Linked DNA regions of Homo sapiens: region 1 is linked to region 2. Evidence: chromatin loops called from intact Hi-C (ENCODE). Cell type or tissue: PC-9. All regions are shown on one strand. Each heading gives the region's core, and the rest is flanking DNA. Links, peaks and the distances in the headings are about the cores only.

Evidence for each region. A loop is a pair of places that touch in the nucleus more often than their neighbours do. Peaks named below come from ENCODE experiments on the same cell type or tissue, not always from the same donor. Only the 100,000 strongest peaks of a DNase experiment are listed, where the experiment ranks them.
Region 1: a loop joins it to region 2, with 4 times the contacts of the local background. A loop is called at or near these places in 1 of 110 quality-filtered maps.

Annotation. Positions count from the first base shown.
Region 1 is chr9:72,817,176-72,826,167 of GRCh38, reverse strand. TMC1 (transmembrane channel like 1) reads right to left here. Exons shown (of 24, transcript NM_138691.3): 20 at 5,087-5,326. Among named protein-coding and RNA genes, the nearest start is that of LINC01474, 52 kb to the left of the region's middle. In PC-9, for the core only: a CTCF peak has its summit at 3,575 (motif pointing right); a DNase peak (open chromatin) is centred at 3,577.
Region 2 is chr9:72,550,878-72,562,400 of GRCh38, reverse strand. All of the region lies in intron 1 of TMC1 (transmembrane channel like 1), which reads right to left. LOC101927191 (a long non-coding RNA gene) reads left to right here. Exons shown (of 5, transcript XR_242619.5): 5 at 4,576-4,779. Among named protein-coding and RNA genes, the nearest start is that of TMC1, 35 kb to the right of the region's middle. RefSeq lists enhancers at 3,880-5,079, 10,231-10,731. In PC-9, for the core only: no CTCF peak of the experiment used is centred there; DNase peaks (open chromatin) are centred at 4,680 and 5,120; H3K27ac peaks cover 3,980 bases.

The DNA of each region.
Region 1 (8,992 bases), core at 1,170-5,169, 270 kb before region 2:
TACATCATTATTTTCTCTGTATATGCATACTGATTGTACTACGAAAAGATGTAATTTTCAGAAGAGATTTGGGTTGGGTTTCACCAAATTGTATGCATCATCAGAATAAATGTTGGTGCAACATTTAATACAATGTTTAGTTTTGCTTTTGTATTTTAATCTTTAAGCATTTTCAACTACTAAATAACAATGACACGCAAGTCCCAGATTATGGTTTTTTTCTCCTGGTCTAACCAATACTATCTTCCAGCAGACATAGTGACTCCATATATTTTGTCAGTAGTCATTGGACTACAGAGGTACAAGTTTTGCTTCACAAATTAAAGATCTACACTCTAATTTTCAAGACTTATGATACATAAGAGGGAATGAAGCTTACAAGCAATATAAGATTATAACTCCCTATTCCAATATGTTTTATTTTTCACCATTCCAAATTGTTCATACCCCCCAATGCAGCCCCAGCCAGATGGAATACAGGATAAGCAGATAAATTAAAAGTACCAAAAAAGATAAGACCATCTATCCTCCCTTCTCCAGCACCTCAGGTCATAGCTGATGAACGTAGTTAGAGTGGGGGCATTCAAATTTTATGAAATTATCCCTACACACAAAGGCCTTCTCAGCATCCAGTGTGACCCAAAGCAAAGTTGCTAAGTCCCTGGGGATTCCTGTGTACCTTTTTCAGGTCAGGTCTTTTACCAAAGAAAGGAGTCCAGATATCTTAATTACGTACAAATTATGGACGCATCTACATGTCCCTGGCAATGCCTTCTCCTGCCAGGTTAGCCAAAGTATGCTATCATACAATATTCTCAGAATTGTTTTCCAGTTGTCTGTGTCTATCCATAGTCCTGCTGTAGGCATAGCGCCACTCTAGATTAGAACAGTTTATGAGGAGGCCTGTCTTCCCAGCTGGGTGATAAGTGCCACAGGACCAGAATCAATGCTTAATGCATGGACTTAACCCTGTGTCTCTTCTAGTGCTTAGTGCACAATAAGCAGTCATTATTCATTCATTCATTCAAATTATTGACCAGCACTTTACTGTGTCCTAGATCCACAGAGAGGAAACTTCTCTATCCCCAATCTCTAGAAGTCAGCTAAACTATTAAGAAAAATAGATGCATAAAGCATGATTGCAAATGACCAATATAATAGCAGTCTCACAATATAATTTTAACTTTTAATACTAAAAAACCTGCACCTAGTATACTGATAGCAACAGGAGGCAGCCAAATGCCTAGGCAGATAGGGGCAGGTACCTGGTGAAATGCCACCTCCAAGCCAAAGACAGTTTAAAGCCTGAAAGCCAAGGTCCAAGTTAAATCCTCAGACCGGATTGAGAACTTGTCTTCCTGTTTGGCGCACTTTCCTCTGATTCATCCCCACCCTTCACCTATTTTACATATACCTACCCTTTCCTAGTTGGGTTTCTATACTGTCGTGTCTACCTTTGAGTGACACCTTCACTTTAGCCTTTTTTGCATACTCACAAACCAGTCAGCACACACTTCCATCCTGTGCCTATAAAGACCACAGACTCAGTTGGTAGAGGGGAGAGACGGCCTGACTTTGGGGAAGAGTCGGCCTGACTTTGGAGAAGAGACAACCTGACTTTGGGGAAGATGACCTGCCCTTCCTGGCCCCTCTCCAACTGCCCTCTCTGCTGAGAGCCAATTTCATTACTCAATAAAATTCTCCTCCTTCACCATCCTTCAATAATCCATGTGACCTCATTCTTCTTGGATGCTGGACAAGAGCTTGGGACCCACCGATTGTGGGAACCCAGGAAAGACTGTCACACTGGCCCTTTGCCCTCTCCAGTGGAGGGCAGCTGCCCCACATGATGAGGCAAGGGGCCAACTGAGCTGCTAAGACACTGCCATCCATCAGGCTGAGGATGGTGGAACTCAGGAAGCATTGTAACACCCCCTCTGGGGCTTTAGGGTCATAGGCACTTGGGCACCATTGCATTCTCCTCAAGGTGACACACCTGGTCTGGCCACGGGCCCCACATGGAGCTTGCTCCTGTGTCAGTGCCCAGTGTGTCTCGCCAGATCCCGCACTCACTTGCCCACGTGCTTCCTCCCACAAGGGGTTAAGCACAGCAGGCCGAGTAGACAGGGTGCCCCTCTGTGAGTCCAGTGAAGAGGCTGAGAAACATCCTGTGTCAGTACAAGCTCAGTTATGAAAAATCATGCATGAAAGGCAAAACAGAATATAAAATGCTAAAAAGTTGTTATTTCAGGTTTTCAAGATTATGGGCCATGTTTCTTTTCATGTAAAAATATTTCTACAATGTTTAGGTTTTCTAGCATAAACACATATTATCTTTGCAGTAAGATGAAAATATATGAAAAATAAAATTGTCATAATGTAAGCAGGGATGTATATAAAAACCTAGAGAACTATAAATTGTTCAGAATTATTGACATAGATGGGAGGAAACATCAGGTGTCAGGAAATGCTATAGAACAATTAGAATTGCCTTCATCTGGACATCTTTAAATTGTCAACTATTTACGATAAATCCACTTACTAGCCTATTGGAATAATTTCTTGGAAAATTTACCCTCTCTAGCCAGGTCTTATAAAACCAGACAAGCTAGAATATCTCATCAAATTGCTTTACTGAATGGATAAATATACTATAGCCATCTTACCTGAAAACTTCCCTACACTGGAGAGCAACTAGCCATCACTGTGATACCTCCAGTAACCTAGTTCAAATTTATATTTCCTAAATTCCTGCTTGCCCAGGATCTAGATAGAGTCAGACAACCTTCACCAGGAAGGTTAAGCAAATCACCTAAAACTTGGGGTTCATAAAGATGACAAGCTATGAGGCACCCACTAGTACAAGCATACAAGCATTCTCACCTCATTTCTAGAGCAGGACAATCCTTTCAAACTTTTAAGTCCAGACAAATAAACAATGCAAACATCCTTTGGCTCTAAAGTGAGGAAACTGACATGAAAAAAAAAATCTAAATAGCATAGAGATAACCCTTCCCAGTACTCCATTGAAAATATTTAAAATTCCCTGATTTCTCACAAATCACCCTAAAGAACTGACTCAAGTAACCAAACACTACTTGTTCCCCAATAACCTATGGAAATTAAAAAACAAATAAATAATTTTAAAAATAAAAAATAAATTTCCCTGATTTCAAAATAGTGATTTACATGCCATAATTTTGCCTAAGTTTGCCAATTAGGAAAGCCAGAAGAGTTAGGGCTTAAGAAGCTGAAATTGTGCAACTATTGTTCATGTCTAAGACGTATTGTAAATCTGAATGCATCTGTGGAGATCCATGTTTACATTGTGTGGTTTCCCTTACAGGCAGCTAGGGTCCTTTGCTATGTTTTACTGAGAAGGATCAACTTCCAATTAATAGCTTAATGCACACCTAAACTTATCCTGGATAATAAGTAGTGTGAATAATTTGCAATTAACTAAAGCCTTTGAATGGCATATTCCTTGAACTTTGTACTCTGAGATTGGTTCGGAATTTATTGAGACGAATGTCTCATCAAGACTGTAATTTCATATTTAGTCTCCAGATGTCACTGTCTGCATTATTTATTTCAGCCCACTTGGAAACACACACACACACACACACACACACACACACACACACACACACACAACGGAATTAACAGAGCTTCTCAACATCAGTTCTCTGAGTAGACAGAGGTCCAGCTAGTTTAACTCGATCAGCTGGCTTAACATTTTCTTGTTTTCCAGCAAAGCAATAACTCAGACTACTGTTAAGAGTGAAAATGTCTCTTATATACTTAGTCTGTCAGCAATGAACCTTTTGACTTTAATTAAATAACTTGGGTCTGACAACATAATGGAGGAATTATATGTGGGCATTACAGCATCATGCATATCATTCACATGGCTTTTTACAGTCTCATTTCCTTCACTGAAAAGGAGAAACAGCTCAAGTGCATGCTGGCCAGTGAATCAACATGCAGAGATTCTTGGGAGAACTTGTAGTAGATTCATTTCTAAGGCCCTTTAGGGAAAGAAACTTCATCCTCCAGATCCCAGGGACTTAGGTTTCTGATATGTGTCATAGAGAGAAGAGAGCTCTGTCATAGAGAACTGTAGAAATGTGTATCTCTAAATTGGATCAAGGAGCCGTTGTGACTCTCGATTCCTGACTTGAATGATAATTAGGAGAGAATATATATGTGGAACAGCCTTAATTTTTTTCACTAGCATGTGATATTTTGGATAACAAATTGGGTGGCCCTCCTTATGCTCATTAGTATTTAGTAATAATTCTCTTTCCTAGGTAAAGTGTGGGGTATTCTCTCTCTCTCTGTCTGTCTCTCTCTCTCTCTTTTTAAGGTAGTAATGCACAAGAGAAGTAGTGATAGCTGACCACGTCTGGATGTGACGGCCCAGAGTCAGGCAAACTCACATCCAGACCACTGTCATCAGACCTTGCTCTTAGCTATCCTCTAACATGGAAACAGCTCAGATTCACCATACATATTTTACCCAGGCAGAGCCTGGAAAAGTATAAAGTATTTTCTCTTTTATGATTCCCAAATGAGGAAATAGACAGAACTTGCCTAAGAATCTCCATGTCACCTATTGAACCTGAATACCCAAAGGATCTCATTTCTTTCTTTTTTTTTTTTTTTGAGACAGAGTTTTGCTCTTGTCCTCCAGGCTGGAGTGCAATGGCACCATCTCAGCTCACTGCAACCTCCGCCTCCTGAGCTCAAGTGATTCTCCTGCCTCAGCCTCTCAAGTAGCAGGGATTACAGGCACCCACCACCACACGCGACTAATTTTTTTTTCTTTGTATTTTTAGTAGAGACGAGGTTTCACCGTGTTGGCCAGGCTTGTCTCGAACTCCTGACCTCAGGTAATCTGCCTGCCTCAGCCTCCCAAAGTGCTGGGATTACAGGCATGAGCCACTGCGCCCAGCCGGGATCTCATTTCCACCAACCAAAAATGTCATTGTTTGGGGGGAAAAAATAGCTTATACAATGAATGACCATTCCCACCTCCACCCCCGAAAGAACACGATGCCTGAGTCAAATTTCAAAAGCAAGAGACCTGAATGGACCACAATCAAAAGATGGTGGGAGGGACACGATCATGTACAAGACAGGCATTGTGGACAGGAAGAGGATGAGCAGTAGCATGCCCAGGTAGAAGTTATTTGATCTGGAAGCTTTGAAGACCCTGGCCTCAGGAACATTGCAGCACATAACGGCCCAGCACTGGAAGTACATGGATGTATGGAGTCGAAGGATATTGATGCCTGGGAGGCTGGGAGCAAAGAAGGAGCCCATCCTAGAAAGAAAACAGAACTCTGCTCAGTTTTGAGTCTTTACTCCATAACAAAGTCACACTGCACCTGTTTATTTGACATCATGCTTCTTTTCCAAAGGCAGAAAATACACTGCCACTTTCAACCAGACAAACCCTTTTCATAAAGAAACTGCACTTATCTATTTCCAACTTCTAAACACATTTTGCCACTTTCCCCATTATTGTAGGAATTGCATATCATAATTATTTCATAGAAAGGATGCTGTAACTAACTATACCTACTATCATTAGTGAATTTAAACTACAACAGAGTAAACAATATTTACAATTGTTTTACTTCTTTCTTCTAATTCTAAAATAAACTTTCCCCAACACTTATATCATTGACTAATACACCTATAAATATAACTTGTTAAAAATAATTAACCCTTAAAGTCACTTCTTCTACTCAAAAAAACTGTACATTTGCATTAATCACTTCTGTCATGAATAATTAGTTTTTGCTTAATGACAGGAGGTCAAGGTTGCAGTGGGCCACGACTGTACAAATGAAAAAAGTTTTTTGCTTAATGAAAGAAAAAAATTAAAATAAATTTTCTCTTTCTGATGTTGATCATTTTCTCTTTGTAGGTGATATGGTGTTTTAAAGCCAATTGCAATGATGTGTTTGTGCCTCCTAAAATAGGGTTTTATTGAAAATTTATAACTAGCTTATAGGTTTTTGAGATGAAAATTCCACACATTTATTTAAATTTAGTTTATCTGTTTACTTTCTTACTTTAGCTTGTCTTGGGAATTCTCTGCTTTGTGCATCTGAGTTTTTATAAGCATTTTAAAATACTACTTTTAGGTGGGAACAACTTAGGTGTGGTCACTTTTACTTGATGGCTTAGTTGATTATTTCAACAAAATAAGTTTCACTCTTCTTGGATGAGAAAATTCATTAGCACCATAAATCAATATAAATAGCAATTTATTATTTCAAAATCAAAAAGAAGATATATGTGCACTTATTTTAAAAATGTAAGGGGAGCCCTGTCTTTTAAACTGTCCTATCTATAATGAAGCCCTCAACATTTATAGCTAGGTTTAGCATTTTGTACTCCCTGAATAGTTGTTTAGCCAATCCAACGTAAATTTGGTTCATTATAGAGACATTTTTAATTTAGATGAAGAAATTAGTTTCCACTATAATTGAACTTTTGCCAACCCAAAGTTAACTCATTTATTTGAAAAGTGGAATATTGTCACAATTTGGGCTGTCTTGTTGACAAGATTTCGGACAATAGATACGAATGATATTTTACCATAATGAATTGAACAAAGACTTTGTAGGAAGTTAAACTATTTTTTTCTAATGAGAAGACAGATTTTAAAACAATACAGTATACTTTTGTTACAGGACAGCAAGAGAGAGGGAACGCCAAAAAAGTGAGCAAGTAAGCAAGTGATAGTCCCAGCTAATGGGTTAGAATTGCAAAGCACTAGATTATACTCCCCAATACCAATACATGTTGATGTAATACACTTTGAGTCTTCCTAAAAATCAGGTGGTGACATCACTTGTTTTGGCCAATAAAGTATGAATAGAAATTAGGTCCTTACTGCTGGGTAGAAACTTTAAAAGTCCTGTGTGGTTTTCCTTCTCTTCATTCTCTGCTAGTGTGATAGCAATGTTTCAGATGGATCCTATTCCATCAGTCTGGGTCTCTAAAGTGAAGGTAAGTTCTAAGAGCAAAGCTCTTCTTCCACCCCACATTGAACATGTTCCTTTTATGAGCTGCTACGATTTTGAGGTTGTTTCATTGCTGCATAACCTGATCAATTCTAAAATATAATTTTGCACGTAATTCAAAATCGAGACTTGCCTAAAACCACATATATTTGTACCTATATACGTGCACATTGTTTGTATGTATATGCTTATTATTTGTGTATACATCTATAAATAAATTTCAAAATTTCAAAATAAGTATCACAAAGACATTTTAAACAAATAACTCAAGAGCCATAAGCTAGAAAAATAAGTCCTGGCATAATAATATCCGAATGTTAATGCTCATCCTATCTTTACTCATGCATTACTAATCAGCTCGGCTCACTAAGTCCCTTACCCAGGCATGATCCCATCATCTGTCAGTAAAAATCATTGTAACACTTTAGCCTTATAAAATTCTTTTCTTCCTGGAAGATCAAAGAAAATGAAAGCTTCTTTTATTTAACTCTCCTTATTACATCAGCGACATGTACATGTCAGGTAAATTATTCACATCTGATCAACTGAGAAAGTGAAGAAAAAAAGGTGATAAACCTGGCGGGAGAGTACCCAGTGAAGCAGTGTTGGAGCAATGTCCAAAACTCATTTTCTCTCTCACTGTGTGTTCTCTGCCATTTCTCAATATCCTGCTATGATAAAGATATTCTGTGCTTTCATCATTTAAAAATATTAGCACAGAAACTATCATGTGTATTTCAAAAAATAAGTGCGTAAATAAAGGTTACTAATCATTCAACCAAATCATAGCAAAATGGATTTTATCTATAAATGTTGATGTTAACAACATCTGCGTAAATAACCTCCACTACTCAGCGATTCCTAAAGGAGTAATTCAATATCTCCAGTCACAAGCCAATGGAATTGAATAAAACATCCCCGTACATTTTTAATTGTTTCTGTAGAAAATGGTTAAGCTCAGGCATTATATCCTCATGCTTCATAAAATAATGGAACGATTGTGTGTGAGGACCTTTGTGCAGAGTCAGCCTACTAATTTTACATTACACCTGCCCCACACCTCCCTCTACATGACATCCCCCTCCCTCATCAGCCTCCTAGGGTTAGGAAAAGAATATTTGTGCCAAGCATTGACGTGAAGGTGAATAATAGAATAATGGTCAGTTTGCTTCTGGAACTTTGGAAAGTGTGTGAATATCTTTGTATGCTCAAAAAACTCAATATTCTCTTCAAATTAGCCAGAAGCAAGCTTGACCACTGTCTGAAGAATTAATAAACAGAAAAAGACAGTGCAGAGATTTTGATAATGGATCTGCCCACGAGAGAACTGGAAAAACATGTTAGATATTTAAGAATTTCAATATGAACAATAGTGGACTAACATAGTTGCAAAATCAGTAGTGAAACCAAGCAGGACAGCCATTATAACAGCTTTTCTGACAATAAAAACAAATTTCTAGACCAATCTGTTGTCTTAACTCTGAAAGAACACAATCGACGTGCAGCATATGTCTGCGTGAATGGTACCCATGAGGCCTGAAGGATTTATGACACTTTGTGTAAAAGCCACTGATAGAACAGTGGTTTCTCATTACTCCCATAGCCGTGTTAGCCATTTTCTGCCATAACAGCAAATTGAACTCCAGGAAATGAAAGCTCAGAACCCACAGAAGCTGCTCCCTTTACTTCTGTGTCAGTAGACGTTCCTCGGGCCACCTTGACTTTCCTCCCTGCTTGGAAAATGTAGGATGCATTTCCTTCCTTAGTGAGTCTGGACATGTGAGTCATACTTGGAAAATTTAGAAAGGAAGGGAATAAAAATTAGATTTTTAAACCTACCTGACAAAGGAGGAAACAATATTTTTATAATATCTTTTCCATATTGATTCACCTAGTCAGGCACAGGAATTTAACAGTCATCCCATGGCAGGACGATGGAGCCCTGGAGAGTT
Region 2 (11,523 bases), core at 3,077-7,076:
GTAAATTACATAAATTACATGAGAGCACTGTTTTCATATCTGTCAAGCAGGAGGTTGAACAGATCATATAACTGAGCATAGGATGTTTTACGTACAAAGGAACTTGAAAAGAATGAGATAATGTAAAGCCAGTGACCCTCAAAAAAATTGTGTTTTTTAAATCAGAACCTGCAAGACCCTTGACTTAGAGCATATATTTATGAGTATATTAGTCAGGGCAGGAAGTATTCCTACTTACTGAGTTAATATTACAGGCAACCAAGTGGACAGAATGGTAACTACGTATGTTTAAAGCACTGTGAGATGTTATTAGACAGTAGTAAAGATCATGTTGTAATTACTGTTGACTTGTTTGGGCCCTTGTGTTAAAATTTTAATTTTTTTTTTTTTTTAGAGATAGGATCTTGTTCTGTTGCCCAGGCTAGAGTGCAGTGGCAGGATCATAGCTGACTGTATCTTCAAACTCCTGAGCTCAAGCGATCCTCCCGCCTCAGCTTCCCAAGTAGTGCGGATTACAGGCTTGAGCCACTGCACCCCGCTCCGGTTTGGGGCCTAGAAGAAGAAACATCTCCAACTCTGTGACCCAAATTTTCAGTATTCAAACGTGTGCCTAAAATGTAGAGAAGCAGTTGAGGCAGAATTGTGGAATAGAAATAGAACAGCCTGGATTTAAATCCCAGTTCTGAACTCACTACCTCTGCTGACCTTTGGCAAGAGACCTTACCCTTGAGGATCCTCAGACCAACTTGCTCTAAGATGGGACAGAATCTACTTCACAAGGCTGTGAGACTTAAGCTGAAAACAGTGCCTGGCTTGGAGCAAGCCCTTACTAAATGGTGTCTACTGTTGTTTGTGGACATTGTTAATGTATTTATTACTATGGCTTATAGTGAGACCAAAGCGCCAACTTTGGTCAGCCTTCCACATCACTGCTATAAACTTCTAAAATTAACAGTTTAACTTGCATAGTTTTGGTTCCTACACTTCTGTGAACATCCACTATATGGATCAGAGAAGAATAATAGAAATCTAAATGAAGCTGAGTTATTTTCTCTCTCTCTTTTTTTTTTTTTTTTTTTTTTTGAGACGGAGTCTCGCTCTGCCGCCCAGGCTGGAGTGCAGTGGCACGATCTCGGCTCACTGCAAGCTGTGCCTCCCGGGTTCACGCCATTCTGCCTCACCCTCCAGAGTAGCTGGGACTACAGGTGCCCACCACCACGCCCGGCTAATTTTTTGCATTTTTAGTAGAGATGGGGTTTCACCGTGTTAGCCAGGATGGTCTCAATCTCCTGATCTCCTGACCTCATGATCTGCCCACCTCAGCCTCCCAAAGTGCTGGGATTACAGGCATGGGCCACCGCGCCCGGCCTTTTCTCTCTTTAATTGTCCAAAAACATACTCCTGCTCTTGCCATTGTGTTGTATAGAATGGGAAATAGTCACATGCTGGGAAAATAAAATCTAAGTATCTCTAGCTAATAGGTACCCCTACAGAAATCTGATGTCATCAGAAAAATAAAATAATTATAATGAAGTTTGCTTGGGTGGTAAAATGAAGTTTAGTTGAGGAAATGTGAAACTTGCAAAACCTGATTAAGCAGACAGATAGAGAAAATGAGGCCGGGCGCGGTGGCTCATGCCTGTAATCCCAGCACTTTGGGAGGCGGAGGCGGGCGGATCAAGAGACCATCCTGGCTAACACGGTAAAACCCCGTCTCTACTAAAAATACAAAAAGTTAGCCAGGCATGGTGGCATGCACCTGTAGTCCCAGCTATTTAGGAGGCTGAGGCAGGGGAATTACTTGAACCCGGGAGGCAGAGGTTGCAGTGAGCTGAGATCGCGTCATTGCACTCCAGTCTGGGTGACAGAAAGAGACTTGGCCTCAAAAAAAAGAAAAAGAAAAGGAAAATGACAACAACTCCATCACAGACACATACAAATTGAGAGTAAATTATGGCAAAGTTCAGGTGGATGAGGCAAATTCAGGACATATAAAGATACAGGAGGGGATTAACCTGTATCTGATCAAAATTAGATAAGGTGATAGCCAGAGGTGTTTATACTGTACATGCATGTGGAATTTCGTGGTACATCCAGACATTGCTTCAGCAATCAGATACCTGTGTAATCTGGCTCTTGGGAAGTAAATAACAATAGCTACAACTCATGACATAATTGTTTTTATCTAATCATCAGAGATTGACAGTTGCACAAGGCAGGTTTTAACACTTCCCTGTTGGGGATATTGGGATAATGAGTGTTTTCAACAATGTTCTGAGCTGCTGAAAGCTACAAGCAAACATAGGGGTGATATGTCATGGTTATCAGACGCAACTATTATTCATTTTCCTTGTAATCAAGGAGATATCAGGCCCAGAGGCTCCTTCTAACATACCTATTTAAGAATGAGTTGATATTTCTCAGCCAAATGAAAGCTTTCAATTGTTCCAAAATAACAGTTTCCTCCTAAATACATTGAGGTCTGGTTGTGCACCAAGTGTCAGTGACTTTCTACTTGCTAAATCCATCTGAACACTTCTTAATATCCAAAGCATTGGACATGGTTGTTGACCTTCTTTCTTTAGCCATTTTTTTGTCATCATTTCTGTGTTTCTATTCAGATGGCACGATCATGGTGAGTGGTTTGTCTCCATTTTCGAAAATTTAACCACTCTTTTTTTTGTGACCACCATGATACCACGTTTTTCTGGATTTTATTACTTGCTTTGCAGATTCTTTCTCTACACATCCGATAAGTTTGTTCCTTTTCTAGGCCCTGCTCTTTTCTTTCTGAATTCTCTCTTCCTGAGCAGTGCCATTTATTACTCCATTGCTACAGCTCCGATGAGAAACACTGAGTGCTGTAGGAACTCAGAATATGACCTGGTCGTTACAGAAGGTATCAGGAAATAGGTGACACTAGAGTTTGTTTCCTAAAGATTATGGGCATCGGTGGGGGCCTACAAAGTTTCTGGTATGAGTTATTTTTGTGAAAAATTCTATCTCTTGCCAGGCACAGTGGCTCACGCCTGTAATCCCAGCACTTTGGGAAGCCAAGGCGGGTGGATCATGAGGTCAGGAGTCTGAGACCAACCTGGCCAACATGGTGAAAACCCATCTGTACTAAAAATACAAAAAATTAGTGAGGCCTGGTGGAGCACTCCTGTAATCCCAGCTACTCAGGAGGCTGAGGCAGGAGAATCACTTGAACCCAGGAGGCGGAGGTTGCAGTGAGCCAAGATTGCGCCATTGCACTCCAGCCTGGGCGACGAAGCAAGACTCCATCTCAAAAAAAAAAAAAAGAAAAATCTTCCAGGCTCATTTCTTACCTCAAAATGTGTTCATTTGAGTTCAATATGGTATCAGAGAAGTTGTATGACTTCATTTGTCCTTCAATCTTTCAAACAATTCTTATAAGGCAGAATAGGCTCTTCTATTTGGAAAGAAAAGTATGTTTTTAATTGCATTTCTTATAACAAAAAAAAATGGTTGAAAAAGGGAATTACACAACTTTTTGAAAATAAAAATTTTAACTGTATAAGCACAATTTTCCAGAGTAGTACCAGAAAAGTTGGCTTGGGAGGGGTATGAATTGTGATAGATTCCTCAAAGGATACAGGGGTTGCTGCATCCGACTCTGCAATTTTATTGTACATTTTTATATTTGTAAAGTGCTTTAAAATAACTCCTGACAAGCATGTAAAAGCATGTAAACCAGATAACCATTATCATCCCGATTTTTCAAAAGATGAAATAGAAACAGAGATCAGTGAAGGTGTCTGCCCTCTTCAAGTAGAAAATGGCAAGTGGTAACAGATTAGAAATCACTGAGCCTGAAATTCTATTATGCTGCATGAGCTGAAGTCCAGATCTACCCCTTGGATGAGTGCTTCTCAGCACTTCCCAAATTTGAACAAGGCAGTGCACAATTGTGAGAGTTCATCCAGATAATTCAGGTCAGAATTTCCCTGTGACCCTGGAATCTCAAAAACAATGTAATTGAAATTATTTAACAAACTCATTACTCTATGCTTAGCTACTGAGCTGGGCCACCAAGATGCTAGTGTCCCATGGGAAAGGGAAGAGATTTAACTCACATTTGGTTGGGCTGAGGTAAAGTAAGGAGAGTGATTGGGAATTTTGTTTATGTAAAAGTGTTGCATTTTAATTTAATTTTTAATAGATTTTCCCATGTCTTCATTTATGGAGACAGAAAGAGAGAGAGAGAGAGAAAGAGAGAAAGAGAGAGAGAGAGAGAAATGTTCACCAAATACACAGGCAAATTAGAAATATTTCCTATGTCTTCAATTTGGACAATTATCTTCACTGAAGAAGCATTTTTATTTTATTCCTGGCTGCCCTTACAGTGCCAGGGAAGCCTCTTTCTGTGAATATACTCTGATATCTCACTTATTAAAATAATTGACTCCCAGGAACAATTTCTCATGGTCTGAAGCCTTCCACACTGACCCAGCTGTGGAGGCCACAGAATAAAAGACATCCACTTGGGCTCCAGGTATTGCTCAATGACAATACAAATCAATGAGAAACTAAACAGCTGTTTTTCCTCTTTAGCCTCCCTCACACCAAAACACCGGAAGACTTGAGTGAGCAGATCAATGCCACAGGCAAATGACTCAGTGAAAATCTTGAATGTTTGCTAAGATCTCCTGCAGCATCCCAGGTCAAAGAGGCTGACTCAGAGGGCCCTACTCCCACTGCTGTCCCTGACACACATTGGAGAGGCCTTGAGACATGCTGCCTCTGAAGTCGGTATCATGTGACTCACAACCTAGATCTGGGGGACATGGCTTTAGTGGTGGTGGTGTTTGCCTTTCAGTTCTTAAGAATTTTTTTTTAACAGTTGTTGTCATTTCTTTGTTTAATGATTGTAAAATAAGTGCTCAATATTAAACATTTGGAAAGAACAGAAAGTTTTTTAGAACAGTAGAGAAACAATTATCATAATCCCATCCAGAAGTAATCACTGTAAACATTTGAGTCATTTCTGTTTTTTTGTTTGTTTGTTTTTTTGAGAGTCTCACTCTGTCACCCAGGCTGGAGTGCAGTGGCATGATCTTAGCTCACTGCAATCTTTGCCCCCCGGGTTCAAGCGATTCTCCTGCCTTGGCCTTCTGAATAGCTGGGATTACAGGTGTGGGCCACCACGCCCGGCTATTGTTTGTATTTTTAGTAGAGAAGAGGTTTCACCATGTTGGCCAGGCTGGTCTCAAGCTACTGGCCTCAGGTGATCCACTCGCCTCAGCCTCCCAAAGTGCTGGGATGATAGGCATGAGCCAAGCCACCTGTCCTGTCATTTCTTTTAGACCAGCGTTTCTCAACCTCAAAAAACAATTGACATTTTGGACTGTTTAATGCTGTCAGGGGCTGTCCTGTGCACTGCAGGATGTTCAGCAGCATCCCTGGCCTCTACGTATTAGATGCCAATAGCACTTCACTCCCCAACCCCAGATGTGACAACCAAAAATGTCCCCAGCCATTGTCAAATGTCCCCTTGGAGGTGAAATTGCCCTGCTCAAGAACCAATTTTTTTGTTTGTTTGTTTGTTTGTTTGTTTCCAAGACAGAGTCTCGCTCTATCTCCCAGGCTAGAGTGCAGTGGCGGGATCTGGCTCACTGCAACCTCCGCCTCCCAGGTTCAAGTGATTCTCCTGCTTCGGCCTCCCGAGTAGCTGGGATTACAGGCACGCACCACCATACCTGGCTAATTTTTTTTGTATTTTCAGTAGAAATGGGGTTTCACGATGTTGGCCATGCTGGTTTCAAACTCCTGATCTCAAGTGATCCACCCGTCTCGGCCTCCCAAAGTGCTGGGATTACAGGCATGAGCCACTATGTCCGTCTGAGAACCAATGTTTTAGAGAGTATGCTTTTGGCAAGCAGGAGTGTCTACTTTAGATTTATGTGTGGAAATTTGTGAGACGTTCCTAAGGAGTAAAAGTTGAAGCTTTAATTTCACAAGTAAGCCAGGCACAGTGACTCACGCCTGTAATCCCAGCACTTTGGGCAGCCGAGGAAGGTGGATCACCTGAGGTCAGGAGTTCAAGACCAGCCTGGCCAACACGGTGAAACCCCATCTCTACTAAAAATACAAAAATTATCTGGGTGTGATGGCAGGTTCCTGTAATCCCAGCTACTCAGGAGGCTGAGGCAGGAGAATCCCTTGAACCCAGAAGGCGAAGGTTGCAGTGAGCTGAGATCGCACCATTGTACTCCAGTCTGGCTAACCAAAGCGAAACTCCGTCTCAAAAAAAAAAAAAAATTCACGGGTGAAAAGGCTAACAGAAAGGTGTTTTGCAGAAGGTCACCAAGTGGATTAGGGATTAGGCCTGCCTAGCTTCTGATTTACTGATATTTCCACTCTTCTCTGTGCAACTTTTTTTTTTTTTTTTTTTTTTTTTTTTTTTGCCTTAGTCATAGATTGGTTTTCCTGGGTAACATCATTTAAGAGTTAAGTCCAGGCCAGGTGCAGTGGCTCATGCCTCTAATCCCAGCACTTTGGGTGGTCAAGGTGGGTGGATCACAAGGTCAGGAGTTTGAGACCAGCCTGGGGAATATGGTGAAACCCCATCTCTACTAAAAATACAAAAAAATTAGCCAGGCGTGGCAGCACATGCCTGTAATCCCAGCTACTCGGGAGGCTGAGGCAGGAGAATTGCTTGAATCTGGGAGGCAGAGGTTGCAGTGAGCCAAGATTGCGCCACTGCACTCCAGCATGGGTGACAGAGCAAGACTCCGTCTCAAAAAAAAAGAGTTAAGTCCAGAGGCAAAAGGACCCAAGGAAGCAGTTACTAACATATTCCACTTATTCGCATGGGATTTCTCCTACCATCCACATCATCTGGGTGTGGTGAAAACAAATGAGATAATATCACAAAGAAATCTGTGAGTATGGGCCGGGCGCAGTATCTCACGCCTGTAATCCCAGCACTTTGGGAGGCCAAGGAGGGAGGGTCACGAGGTCAAGAGATCAAGACCATCCTGGCTAACACAGTGAAATCCCATCTCTACTAAAATACACAAAATTATTAGCTAGGCACGGTGGTAGTCCCATCTACTTGGGAGGCTGAGGCAGGAGAATCACTTGAACCCGGGAGATGGAGGTTGCTGTGAGCGGAGAACGTGCAATTGCACTCCAGCCTGGGTGACAAGAGCAAAACTCTGTCTCAAAAAAAAAAAAAAAAAAACAGAATCAAAACTCAGAATTCAGGTCAGGTGCTTTGGCTGTAACTCCAGCACTTTGGGAGGCCGAGGCGGGTGGATCACTTGAGGTCAGAAATTTGATACTACCCTGTCCAACATGGTGAAACCCCTTCTCTACTGAAAATACAAAAGTTAGCCAGGCATGGTGGCACATGCCTGTAATCCCAGCTACTCAGAAGACTGAGGCAGGAGAATCACTTGAACCTGGGCAGCAGAGATTGCAGTGAGCTGAGATTGTGCCATCGCACTTTGGCCTGGGCAGCAGAGTGAGACTCCATCTCAAAAAATAATAATAATAATAATTTCAGAATTCAAAAATATTTAGGAATAAAGGAGCTGAGTAAATTTCAGGAATTTTCTACATTCTTTACTCTCTGGAGACTTTAACTGTCTTTATAGAATATGGAATGTTAGAAAGTAAGAAAGCCCCTTATAAATCACACGATCCAACCCCCTTATTTTACAGATGAGAAAGTGGCATCCACAAAGTCAGATACCAAAGTCCTTTAAGCTTGTGAATGAATGGTTGAAACCAGCTTCCCTGACTTTCACTGCTGAAACTATTCTGTCATGTCCCATTGCTTCTCAGTGCACTGTTACTCTATTACTCTCCTCTAAAATACAAAGGTCAAGCTAGAAACCAGGAAGAGAGAGTAAAATGCTAAGATCAAGATATCACCAAGAAAAAAACACATAGTTTTGCCCTGGTATTTCCAGCGTTCTGTCTTTTGACGAGAAATAACCACTCCTGTTAAAAGTATGCAAATATGTAACTGGAAAGAATTCAGGTCCACATGGTCAACATTTTAAAACCTTGGCTAACTTGGACCTTAGCCCTCTGGAATGCTCAGTAAGCTGGAACAACGCTGGATCTAGAAGTAGCCTGGGGCAAAAATTTAAGGAAAAAATGTTTAACTTGAAAAGTATTTCAGTGGGAAAGAATTGCCCTTAATTATTCAGCAATAAACGATCACAGCTAAGAAAAGCTAAAGACCAAACAGAAGACAACACCCAATAGAATAAATCCGTCAGTGCTTCTGACTGGGGAAAAAAAAGGCACTAATGCTTATAAAAATACCAAGATTTTGAAGAATATGAAGTCAAGAGTGTGTATGCTATCAATCATGAAGAAATATTGTTAGATGCTTTGTGCTCTGTTTGAGAAAGTGGAGCAATTGTGAGTGAATTTATTAAAGGATTTTCATTGGTATAAGTTAAAAGGAATAGTCAGGCATAAAATTCAGCTGGTTTGAAAACTGAATGTGTTTTCAGATATAATAGTCGTAGGGAGACGCCAGTACTTAGGCAGTTTCAAGAAAAATGCCTGGAAAGGATAAATTGAGAAAGGATGAATTGAGATGGCTCCATATAGAACTGGTGGCATGATCTCTAATCATTATGTGTCTAGGACCCCAGAAATCCAATTACTTTTAAGACAAAATTCTAAATGATGATAGCCATAGTAGTTTTTATACATTGATTTGTCCACTTCTCACCTGTTAATACAGAAGAGATAAATTTAAAATAAGCCTTTAAAATGTCCAAGCTAGGAGAAAAAAAAATCAGCAAAAGTACAGGCAAACTCTGATAAAATATGAGCATACTACTACAGTATAATTCTGCTTTCTCTTCTGTGTCATGCTTTGCTTTATTCCTTTTTGGTTCTTCCAAAATCTAGCAGTAGAGAAGAGTAGAACAGCTACAACTGGGTTACCTCACAAATAATTCAGTCTCTTTTTAAATAGAGTAAAAGTTAAGGAGATATTTAACTTTACATTCAGTTTTCTTCATCTGGAGATGGTTAAAATGGCAAATAATAATAATAATAACAACATGGAAACTGATATGTGAATATACTTTGTATCTTTGATCTTTATACTTACATTTAAAAATATACAGAATTGGAGCCAGGCTTGGTGACTCACGCCTATAATCCCAGCACTTTGTGAAGCAGAGGCCGGTGGATCACCTGAGGTTGGGAGTTCGAGACCAGCCTGACCAACATGGAGAAACCCCGTCTCTACTAAAAATACAAAATTAGCCCAGCATGGTGGCACATGCCTGTAATCCCAGCTACTCAGGAGGCTGAGGTAGGAGAATCACTTGAACCTGGGAGGCAGAGGTTGCTGTGACCCGAGATCATGCCGTTGCACTCCAGCCTGGGCAACAAGAGGGAAACTCCATCTCAAAAAAAAAATTATATATATAATTGAATGCTACACAGCACATTCTTCGTAATTCTGAGAATCGTGTGTATATATGTATATTTAATATGGACATTTAAAAATAAATATCATATATAGAAAGAAGATAAAGAGCATTGAAATCTTTGAACTTGATCCCTCTTTTAATATGATAAATAGATCAGCCATTAAATCCGAACAGAAACAATCACAATATGCAAACATCTAGTTATTATTATACCTTGGGACAAACAACACAAGTGGTCAGCTGGTTGGTTTCACAAATAGCAAGTAATCCCAGGTAACTATCATCTCCTTGCCTCTGAAGTACTCTCTGGTTCTTTAATTAAAATTTTAGCTAATCCTAATCTGATTAATGCAAACACTGCTTTTCCAAGTATCTTGTGATCCATGTTCACAAAGTTGTGCTGTAACCAGAGTGTCCTGACAAAGTCCAAGGTGCAAATAAGCATCTGTGATGTGTCCCCCAAATACAACAGTGTTTGCAGCCCACTCCACCCCCACTTCAGGCAATAAGCAGCTCAGAAGGTTAGTCGGTCTCCAGACTCCTCTATCCACCCTCCCTCTTAGTTTTCCACAGGTCTTTAATGCTTACAAGTCTCTTCTGGGGGGGATTCCTTCACAGCTTGGACCTTTCCTAGTCAGGGAGTGACAGCAGGGGGAAGAGACAAGTGCAATTCTGTCCAAAGCACAGAATCCTTGTAGCAGCTCATCTTCAGGAGTTCATTTGTTCTGTGGAAGAGCTCCCAAGTAAATAGGCCAAGATCACTGGGACCTTTCAATCTCCTCTTCCCTGGCAGAAATTTGGGTTATTATGGACCAGGACCCTTCCTCACCAGTGTGATCAAATCCCTCTGGCAGAAGACACAAGGTCACTGTGTTAGTTTAAGGGCTACTGTAATAAATTACCACATGGTGGGTGTCTTAAAACAACACAAATCTGTTCTCTCAGAGTTCTGGATGCTAGACCTCTGAAACTAAGGTGTCAGCAGGGCCATACTCTCTGAGAGGCTCTCAGAGACAATCTGTGCCATGCCTTTTTCTTAGTTTCTGATATTGCCGGCAATATTTGACATTCCTTGGCTTGTAAACACATCACTCTAATCTCTGCCATCATCACACGGTCTTTTCCCTATGTGTCTATGTCTCTTCTCCTCTTCTTATGAGGATGCCGGCCATATTGGATCAGAGCCCACCCTAGTCCGGTATGACCTCATTTTAATTTGATTACATCTGTAAACATCCTAATTACAAATAAGGGAACATTTACAGGTCCTGGAGACTAGGACTTTAGTCTGTCTTTAGGAAGGACTCAATTCAACCCTCAAGAGCTACTTAATGTTTGAGATGGCTCAAAACAATGGCTACAAGGGGATAAAGCTTGGAAGACTTCAGCCAAGCTCTCCTCAAAGGTCTGGCTGAGAAAAGCAGTGGAGGAGCCTGAATCCCCCACACCATCTGCTTCCACGATTCTGGCAACTCAACAGGGGGAAGGAGATTTCCCAGCAACATGCTAAATCATGGGCTCATAGTGCCCTTACCAGGCCCAAGCTCAGAGCATAGGGGTGCTTTGTTTTGCTTTGTTTCTGTATTTTTTGTTTGTTTGTTTGCTTTCCCTATAAGATCTTTTGTTTTAGATAAACGGCTAGGGCAGATGGATCCCAGGGCCCACTATATAAGTTTCCTATTGCTGTAACAAATTACCAAAAATGTAGTGGTTTACAATAACACTAATGTATTGTCTTACAGTTTTTGGAAGTCAGAAGTTCAAAATCAATCTCATCGGACTAAAATCAGTGTGTCAGAAGGACCACCCTTCTTTTATAACCTCTACAGGGCCAATTATTTTCTTGTCTTTTCCAATTTAAGGTCACTTGCATTCCTTCACTCTCAGCCCCTTCCTCCATCTTCAAAGCCAGCAACAATATAGCATTTCTTTCACCACAGAATTTATAGGAAACAATATTGCATCTGTAAATCTGACTGATCTCAACTCCCATCATTCCATCTCCTTTGGCTTTTCTGCTTCCCTCTTTTCTTTCTAGGGACCCCTGTGATTACATTAAACCCACACAGATAATCCAGGATAATCTCTC